Regions from separate parts of the Homo sapiens genome. Here region 2 is linked to region 1. The links are chromatin loops, found by intact Hi-C in ENCODE. Cell type or tissue: K562. All regions are shown on one strand.

Evidence for each region. Peaks named below come from ENCODE experiments on the same cell type or tissue, not always from the same donor. Only the 100,000 strongest peaks of a DNase experiment are listed, where the experiment ranks them.
Region 2: a loop joins it to region 1, with 3 times the contacts of the local background. A loop is called at or near these places in 2 of 110 quality-filtered maps.

The regions. Positions count from the first base shown.
Region 1 is chr21:29,640,251-29,645,250 of GRCh38, reverse strand. GRIK1 (glutamate ionotropic receptor kainate type subunit 1) reads left to right here. Exons shown (of 18, transcript NM_001330994.2): 7 at 2,282-2,425. Among named protein-coding and RNA genes, the nearest start is that of GRIK1-AS3, 15 kb to the left of the region's middle. In K562, no CTCF peak of the experiment used is centred here; DNase peaks (open chromatin) are centred at 3,110 and 3,419.
Region 2 is chr21:29,474,503-29,479,502 of GRCh38, reverse strand. No RefSeq gene overlaps it. Among named protein-coding and RNA genes, the nearest start is that of BACH1-IT3, 19 kb to the left of the region's middle. In K562, a CTCF peak has its summit at 2,857 (motif pointing left); a DNase peak (open chromatin) is centred at 2,822; H3K4me3 peaks cover 252 bases.

The sequences.
Region 1 (5,000 bases):
CTTAATGTCTACAAAATTTTAGGCAAGTTATTCTACCTCTCTACAAGCCTCAATTTCCCTGTCTGTATACCTATTTCAAAAGTTTAATTTCAGTAATTAAAAAAGATGACATATGTAAAATGCTTATAGTGCCTGGCACATAGTAAATTATCAGTGAATATTAACCTTTATTGAACTATTATTGTGACTATTAAATCATCAGACCAATAACTTGGTGTAGAAGCAGCACAGCTTTATGGTTAACGGCATATACTCTAGCACCAACTTTGTGGGTTTGAATATTGCCTGTCCCCCCATGAGTTTGGGGATCCCATTTAACATCTTTTTTCTTTATCTGTAAAAGAATAAAGGTTATAGTGAAAATTTAATGTTTGCAAGGGATTTAGAACAGCATGCGACATATCATAAGTGCTCAATAAATGTCAGCTATTGCTGTTGACTGCATTTCCAAAAGTCTCAATCTGCCAGTAGCTTACTTTCCTCCAATTAAACAGAATTAGTACAGCAAAGTGGTAAAGATCATGGGTGCTAGAATCAGGCAGGTGCAGGCTCAAACCCTGGCAATGAAATTGATTACAGAGTAGCCTTATACCGGTCAATTTCCATGAGCCTTAGTTTTCTCATCTACAAAGTGGATAGTGTAAGTCCTGAACTGAAATGATCAAAACATTTTTAAGCATTATAAATTACTGCCACCACCAATCCAACGTCAGTATGTCAATTACATAAGCATGAATGAAATGCTTTTTCTTAAAACTATATCTTAAAACCTTGCAATTCTACAGTTCTCACAAAAATAAATGTCATTTTAAGGAATTGAGTAGTATTAACTTCGTCAGTGAACATGTTTAAACAACTTTTCTGTGTCAGGAACCATGTTAGTCACCAAAGCTAACTTAAATTTGAGCAGTTTCTGCCTTCAAAAAACCAATATTCTTAACAAGATACAGACATAAAGATCCATGACCATGAATAGATGGAAAATACAATGATAAAGATTGAACAGAATAATAATGATTCAAAGTAGAGGTATTCCGTGACCTCAAAGACTGATAAAATTGTGAGATATAGTAACCCCTGTCCTCACTTTCTACCTCCACCAAGACATGAGCAATCAATGCATAGTATATGTTGAATGAATCAACCAATTTTGGAAAACCATATGATAATTTTCATTCTATGACCTAGATTCTAGGTTTAACTCTGAAAATGATTAGCTATGTATATAATCCCTATTACTCTCCAGAAATAATAAGCAGAAGTAGTGACATCTCTGGGATTTCTCACTATGATTGTGTATGTGGTGTGTGTGTGGCTGTGCATGTGTGTGTGTGTGTGTGCATGTGTGTGCCCCTCCACAAATATCCTACCTCGAAGTGAGTTTTCTCACATAATAAATAGCTTTATCTCTTCTGCTTATTTTGAAGACTTGTTGAGAATTTCAAATGAGCTAATGTATTTGAAGTTGCAATGAAACCCTCAAGTGAAATGCAAGGGTATTATAAGATTTTATCCCTAAAGGAAACCACAGGGAAGCATATTTTATAAAATGCTGTATTATGTAAAATTGTGCAAGTGAGAGGAATTTCATGAGGAAGGGAAGAACGAGATGCCCAACCCCCTAAAAGGAATGACCGACTTGTTTCAATCTCTCTCAAGAAAGCACATGCTGGCAAGAGGAGGCATGTTCTGAGCAAGCTGCACTTGTCTGCCCTTCAGAGGGTCTCCCAAAACTTGCCGTTGAGTTTCATTCCATGACTATGAACTTCTTAACTCTGCTAAATGAAAGTGACCAACACCAGTATCCTTATCTGGAAATCACCTGTTAGTGATTGTAGCAGTTTCTTTCTACCAAATATAAACCAGTAAGTAGATAGATAAATAGATATAGACAAATGCTGAGAAACAAATCTGATATTGCAACTTTGAGCTTTAGTAGCTTCTAGCTCAAGGTAGTTGATCTTAACACCATGCTTAACATGGAGGACACTTCGCAAAATATTTGTTCCTTGAATCAAGTCTTTTGTGGCTGATCTGGGTTGCTTTATTTTTTTTTAAAGAACTTGAAACGAAGCAGAGTTATAACTTCAATTTACTCCAAAGTGTGAGGTATTATTTTGGAGAAAAATAGCTATTGGAGAGTGAAAACTACCTAGCTGAAGAGTAAATGGCCTTTGAGATCAGACAGATAAGAGCTATGGAAGCAGGGAGAGTGATTATGCAAGTAAAGGAAGGTAAGCAAAAGTGGAATTTAAGATGCGGTGTGTGTTTTCCTCCACAGACTGAAGCGGCTCTGATGTACGATGCTGTGTACATGGTGGCCATTGCCTCGCACCGGGCATCCCAGCTGACCGTCAGCTCCCTGCAGTGCCATAGACATAAGCCATGGCGCCTCGGACCCAGATTTATGAACCTGATCAAAGAGGCAAGTGATGCTCCCTCACAGCCCAGGGGCCCTTCTGAGCACTGTTGGGCTTGCCCATTTGGTATGGTCCTCCCCACAGGGTTCTGCTGGCATGATGCCCCTAAGAGAGAGGAAGCCATCATCAACCAGTCTGCTCAGATTTCAGTGTCAAAAGTTTGTCCAGAAGGACTAGCAGGAATTTTCCATTGTGATGCTGAGAAGTTCAGTGACGCTACCAGATACCAACACTTACTCTCCTTCATGCCAGCCATGGCCATAGCTCCTGCTGGCTCTCCACACATGTCCATAAGGGCATATGGGTGTTTCTTCCATGTCCCACTGAGTCAAGGGGAGAGTTGATCCATTACTGAAGGGTACCAGAGATAGTTCCAGCATTATCAGTCCACAATCCCAGTGGCCTCCTAAAGCTCAGGCTGTACAGGACTGAGTGGAAGGACCTCTTTAATTATATAGTGACTATTTTGTCATTTATCAGCTAACTGGAAAAGTTTATTCCCATTCAAAACCTACTGAGCACATAAAAGATTTTTGAGAGTATGGGGTATTTGCAGGGATAGATATCTTCACTGATGTCCTGGGATCCTGGACTGTCCTCCACCTTTTCTTTTCTCTGAGGCAGTTTGACTCCTTGTCACAAGGCCCTGTTCTAAGCCCCGTGACTCCTTATCGATATGTACACTGCATGATCATCCATTCCACCACGAACCTCAGGGTGTGTCTGGACTTGATGATAAGAAATAAGGCTCTTTGGAGTAGCTAGGCCTGAGTATGCGCAATGCTCTGAGATGCTATTCTAATATTTCTCTATGGGATACAGACATTTAGTTCTCAAGTGAAGAGTATTTTTTTCCTTTCTGTACTGGAGAAGGATGGAAATATAGTGTAAAGAAGAGGGAGGGCACAGGAGAATACCCAGCTAAGAGTAAGGAAAGACACCTGCTTTGGACTCGTGTCTCTGCTGGTCTCTTCCATGCCTGCACACCCTCTCTCAGTCTGTTCAATGCAACTAAAGGCTGACTCTGATCCATGAGGGTGAGGATAAAGCAGGCGGGATGTATAAGGATTAAGTACCTAGGCTACAAATCTAGGTTGCTTGCAAGCCCAGGATGAGGGTGCAATTTAAGGAAACATTCATTCTTGGGTGAGTATTCTATACTTGCACAAGATTAAGAGGAAATTCTCGCTTAAATTTTGTACCCTGAGCACCTCTCTTACTTTATCCTAGTCCTGGCAGTGACTGCATGGGTTTAAATCTTAGTTCCACTAACACTGATGAGCAATATAACCTGGGCAAGTCTATTGGTCCATTTTCATGCTGCTGATAAAGACATACCTGAGACTGGGTAATTTATAAAGAAAAAGAGGTTTAATGGACTCACAGTTCCACGTGGCTGAGGAGGCCTCACAATCATGGCGGAAAGTGAAAGGCATGTCTACATGGTGGCAGGCAAGAGAAAACTTGTGCAGGGAAAATCCCATTTATAAAACCATCAGATTTCATGAGACTTATTCGCTATCACGAGAACAGCATGGGAAGACTTGCCTCCATGATTCAATTACCTGCTACTGGGTCCCTCCCACAACACATGGGAATTGTGGGAGCTACAATTCGAGATGAGATTTGGGTGGGGACACACCAAAACCATATCAGCAAGTTACTTACACTTCTTGTCTCTCAGTTTTCTTATCTATAAGATGGGTATAGTATCATCTACCCCACAGCATGACTGTAAGGATAAAGAATTAGGCAAATGCTTGTGAAGAATAGTTCAGAAACCTAGTAAGCATCTGAAATACTATTCTCTTGCCATTGGAAGGCACCACTAAGAATAGCCTCATTCAGTTTACTGAAGATGATACCAGGAATTTCAAACTGGCAACAACAACAACAACAACAAAGACATCACAAATAGGCATGAAACAAAATACCTTTTCTGACAGCTACATAACTCTGACACACTGTGCCTAATAGAAAAACATCACACCACCTCCTTTTCCCTGCAGTGATCATGGTTGTGTCCTGAATCGCCATCCTGATTACCTTGATCTTTAACAAGAAAACAGCTGGTTTTCTTTTATCTCCTAGAAGTTCAAGGAGAGGCAGAAGTGACATGAAAGCTTGGGATCAAACACTCAAGAGCCCCCAAGACACCTTATCACTTGTACTTAAGTCGCATAAGAAGGTGAAATTACCAAGCCACATTTAGGCATATTTAAAGAAATAATGAGCTCCAAGATGAGGGACCACACTGAAAATAAGAAGGCATTTTATATTCATTCACTCCAAAGAAGCAAATCTCTCATTTTTAATCTCCACAGTTAGGGGTTACAGGAAGGGAGGGGGGAATGAATCAGAAACCATTGTCAACATTGTGCTCATCCTCTTTTGTCTCCTGAGTCAGGATGTCATATGCTACCTTTGGCAGGGTGTAGGTACCTACAGAGAAGATGGAATGGGGTAACCAGAAGCAATGCCTCAGCCTGCTGGAGGACTGGCACTGAGGAAATTCTGAGACAACCTAAAACATGCAAAAGAGAAAGTGCACGTGTTTTTTCAGATGAGTGCATAACTGAA
Region 2 (5,000 bases), 170 kb after region 1:
TTAGTCCTCAAAACAACCCATTAAAAAGATGATTATTATATCATCTTTTTACTAATCTATTCTTCAAATTAGGAAACAAAAGCAAAGAAGGGTCACATAACTTATCCAAAGTCACACTATAAATCAACCATGTATAGTTAAGAGATGCATTAAAATACAAAACCATAGAGTGAAAGGTGCATTAAAATAAAAATAATTTTAAATTATGACAAATTACCAGCTGGTCCAGGTATCTGGTCTTTTGGAAAAGTTACTCAATTTTACCAAAATTTGTATAAACCCTTTGTAAAAACTCTGGAAAAGATCTTAGAGATTCATAAGGTAGAAAAATGTGAGACTTTCTGCAATTAAACTTGAGCAAGCTGAGATAAAATTCTGTAAAGAAAGGAAGGAAAAAGAAAGAAGGAAGAGAAAAAGAACAGAAGAAGCAGATCAGAGAATGAAAATAACCATAATTAAACTCCTAATGATGTGTAAAGCAGCATTTTAGAAACATTTTATTTGTATGACTTGCTAATACTCCAAACTCTTTTGTCTTTCTCCCTCTTTCCATTGTGTCCATCTGTGGAGATCCCAACCTTTGTCCTTGCGTTTAAGCAGCCAAGTCATGTTCTAACCTTGACCCTGTCTTCAGTCTGTGTCCCCTCACTTGCTGAAGAGACCATCAAACATTGTTACTCCAGCCAGAATGACCCATGATGCTGTCTTCCCTTAACCACCCCTTCCTACCCAATTCCTCCCAAAGTTCCGTCCATTTTAGGTCCCACCTGTCTCTTGAATCTGGCCACTAGTCTCCAGGCCCTTGTCCTCTCATCCAAGTTCCTCTCTCTTGTGCCAGGATTTGCATGGCCACCTTTTTGCTCCTGTGGCATCCTGGGCACCACTTCACTTCCATGTGCTATTTCTACAGCAACAGGGCTATTTTCAATGTATAAACTCATTACACCCTCCTGTATCAACAACAGCTCCTCCGCTGTCATGGTTAATATTGAGAGTCAACTTGATTGGATTGAAGGATGCAAAGTATTGTTCTGGGTGTGTCTATGAGTGTGTTCCCAGAGGAGATTAACATTTGAGTCAGTGGACTGAGAGAGACAGACTCACCCTCAATCTGGGTGGGCACCATCTAATCAGCTGCCAGCACGGCCAGAATAAAAGCAGGCAGAAGAACGTGGAAAGACTAGAACGGCTAAGTCTTCTGGACTCCGTCCTTCTCCCATGCTGGATGCTTCCTACCCTCAAACATCAGCCTCTAGGTTCCTCAGCTTTTGGACTCTTGGACTTACATCAGTTGTTTGCTGAGTGCTCTTGGGCTTTAGGCCACAGACTGTACGTTGGCTTCCCTACTTTTGAGGTTTGGTGACTCAGACTTAGCCACTACTGGCTTCTTTGCTCCTTAGCTTGCAGGCAGCCTATGATGGGACTTCACCTTGTGACCTTGAGAGCTAATTCTCCATAATAAACACCCTTTAGTATATACCTCTATCCCATTAGTTCTGTCCTTCTGGAGAACCCTGACTAATACACCAGCTCTGCCGTAGCCCTCTGGGTCAGCCTGTTCTCCCCGGCCTCATTTCACGCTCTCTTCCTCTAGCTGTCTGTGCTCCAACCTGCATTCCTTAGACACACCATTCCCACCTCTGTCCTCTGCCTGGGCCCATTCTTTTCCACCAACACTCCCCTTCCCATCTCACTGCCTTTCCCTGCTTAATGTCAATCCATCTTTCAGATTTCACCTTCAGTCTAACTTTTTAGGGAGACCCGGCCTGACCACCCAGCTAGAGCAGGTCTGTGGTTGTCTGCTGTGATTCTACAACATGTTTTTTTTTTTTTTCCTTCGGAGCTCTTCCTTCAGTGTGTGATTACACATGCACTCCTTTGGGTGTTTTGTTTGAAATCAAGGTTGTTTTATCCACCTGACCATATGTGCTATGAGCTCGGGGAGCACACCTGGTTGTTCTCAGCATGTCACCCAGCTGGACCTGCAAAGAGTGCCACATATGCAGTATCCATTGCCTGAACAAGTGACTCCCTCTAAAATTCACAACAAAGCTAATAGCTGTTGTGCCTGAGGACATACAGCAAGTGCAGCCACAAACATCAGGTCAGACATTAGAAAGCGGCGCTCAAACTTCATGGCTTTCTAAGTCCCCATGCCACCAACCCTTCTGGACAACAGCTGACTTCCATTTCTAAAGAACCATAAAAAGGTCATTGGTTTGCAAAATCAAAATTTGTTCTGGGTGCTACTGTGCCCTCATAAATGAAATTTTGTTATTAAAGGAATGAACCTATTAGAAAACAATTTTTGGTGGAGTTTAAAGAAACAAGTTTCTACTCTCTTCCCCCACCCCCCCCAAAAAAAAAATCACACCATCTGGTACAAATCAAGAGAAAACTCACCCTGCTAATGACATGTGCAAACATGAATAATGAGGGCTTGAGGGTGGCAGAAAAACAGCATTCTCCCTCTGATGTGAGTCAGGAGTTTTAGAAAGTCTGAGATTTGAGAAAACTTTTCCAGGAAAAAGTAACAACAGCTTTTCATTCTCAATGTGTCAGTCAGTGTTTGAGTTAAAGGAGAAGACTAAAGAAAAAAAAACCTCAAACCCAACAGAGATTCCAAACTGCTTTAACATGATAGAACTAAAATATCTGATATTCAGAAAGCATCACAAAACTTGGCCTCGCGGAGCCAAAGAGGGCTCAACCACAAAACAAACACTGTCAGGGAAAACAGAGTTTCCACCAAAACAGGAGCAGGCAATTTTCTAGGAGGCTGGACAAAAAAAAAAAAAAAAATGCTTGTCACACAAAACCACAGAGTCCCCAAGGGCAGCGAGCCGAAAGCAGCATTCGTGGACGGCTGCCACCAAGTGGCCACTGCAGGTATTACATCTACTTAAAATGCTGTTTTGTTTTTTTGAGACGGAGTTTCGCTCTTGTTGCCCAGGCTTGAGTGCAATGGCGCGCGACCTCAGCTCACTGCAACCTCCACCTCCCGGGCTCAAGCGATTCTCCTGCCTCAGGCTCCCAAGTAGCTGGGATTACAGGCACCCGCCACCAAGCCCAGCTAATTTTTTGTATTTTTAGTAAAGACGCGGTTTCACCATGTTGGCCAGGCTGGTCTCGAACTCCTGACCTCAGGTGATCCACCCGCCTCGGCCTCCCAAAGTGCTGGGATTACAGGCGTGAGCCACCACGCCCAGCCAAAATGTTTTAATTCCTAAGATTCCCCCAGAGAAAACTACCTGTGAAATTCTCAAATCTAGAGAGCATGTCTTGGGATTTTTCATTACTCTACCTATCAAACAATCATTTAACAAGTTAAATTTTCCCCCTTTAAAATTGGATAGGGAGGCAAAATACAGCTAATAGTAGAACACATATGTCTCATAAAATGTAAATTTATTTTTGTTCCCCTACTCTCACTTAAAATGTACTCAGTCAGACTAGTTCTTCCCCTGCTCCAGGAAGAAAATCCAGGCAGCCCAAGACTTTTCTGGATATGTAAAACATTGTCACAAATTAGTAACTAAAATGATTGGTTCCATGTACAGGTCTGAATTTCAATCTAGTGTTAAAAGGTGAGTCCACTCCACCTTGGGCCAGAATCTAGCAGGCAGCTGGCGTTGGAAAAGGAGGGGATATAGTCTCTCTTCCTGGCTTATTATAGCATTTTGCATTCTTTTTCCATTCTGCTAGCTTCAGTTTCTGACTCCTTTAAGATTGAGGGTCCAAGAGAGGGGAAGAGATGGGAAATTTCTAACTTAAAGAGTAGCCTCTCTCCTTGGTGTTTTTGTGGATTCTTGAGAGACTCTGCCACCAGAAGTCTCCCCTGTATTTGCTCAGACTGTGGGCTATGAATTGAATTGTATCCTTCCAAAATTCACATACTGAAGCCCTAATCCTCAATGTGATGGTATTTGGAGATGGGACCTTTGGGAGGTATATAGGGCTGGATGTGATCATGAGGGTGGGGCCCTAATGACGGAGTTAGTGCCTTTATATGAAGACACTAAAAAGCTTGCTTACTCTCTCTCCACACACATGCACCAGAGAAAGGCTGTATGCGGACACAGTGAGAAGGCCACTGTCTTCAGGTGAAAAAGAGGGCCCTCTCCAGGACCTAATCATACTGGCATCTGATCCCAGACTCCTAGCCTCCAGAACTGTGAGAAAATACATTTTTGTTGTTCTACCTATCAAGCAATATGCCTGTTCTTTGGTATTTTGCTGGGGTAGCCCAAGCACACTAAGACACTGGATGAACATGTCTTTATTCTGACTGTAGGTATCATGTACCCTCATTCCTCATCAGCCCCAGGAATGCACTGATACAGGCAGATCCTCTCTGCTGAGACCTTTTTGCCTCTGCAGGTAGCCTTCTTGGACAAAACCCCAAGAGAATTCCAAGCCAGCCTTTGCTGACATAGCCCATAGCTGGACCATGAGAAACACCCCTGCAATGTTTGTCTTAAAACAAAGCGACAGAGGCCAACCCTAAGGGAACTGCAATTTCTTTTTACTTCTGCCCTAAGAGTGACTGGCCAGCTGCCTCTCGTCTTTTTAATTTGCCCCGTAAAAGTCAGATAATCCACTGTGTGCCCACCAAAATTCCAGGTACATAGAGAAAGTCCTCCCAGCAAACTCCTTAAAGCCCCATGTCATGGTTAATTTCATGTGTCAACTTGGCTACACCACAGTACCCAGATATTTGGTCAAAACAGTCTAGATATTGTTTTGAAAGTCATTTTCAGATGAGATTAACATTTAAATCAGCAGACTTTAAGAAAAACAGATTAACCCTCCATAATGTGGGTAGACCTCATCTAATTAGTTAAAGGCATTAATCGAAAAAGAATGACCTCCTCTAGAGAAGGGAGAATTCTGCCAGCAGTCTGCCTTCAGACTTGAGCTGCAAAATCAGCTCTTCCCTGGATCTTTGGCCTACCCTCCACCCTGCAGATTTTGGACTTGCCAACCTCTACAATTGTGTG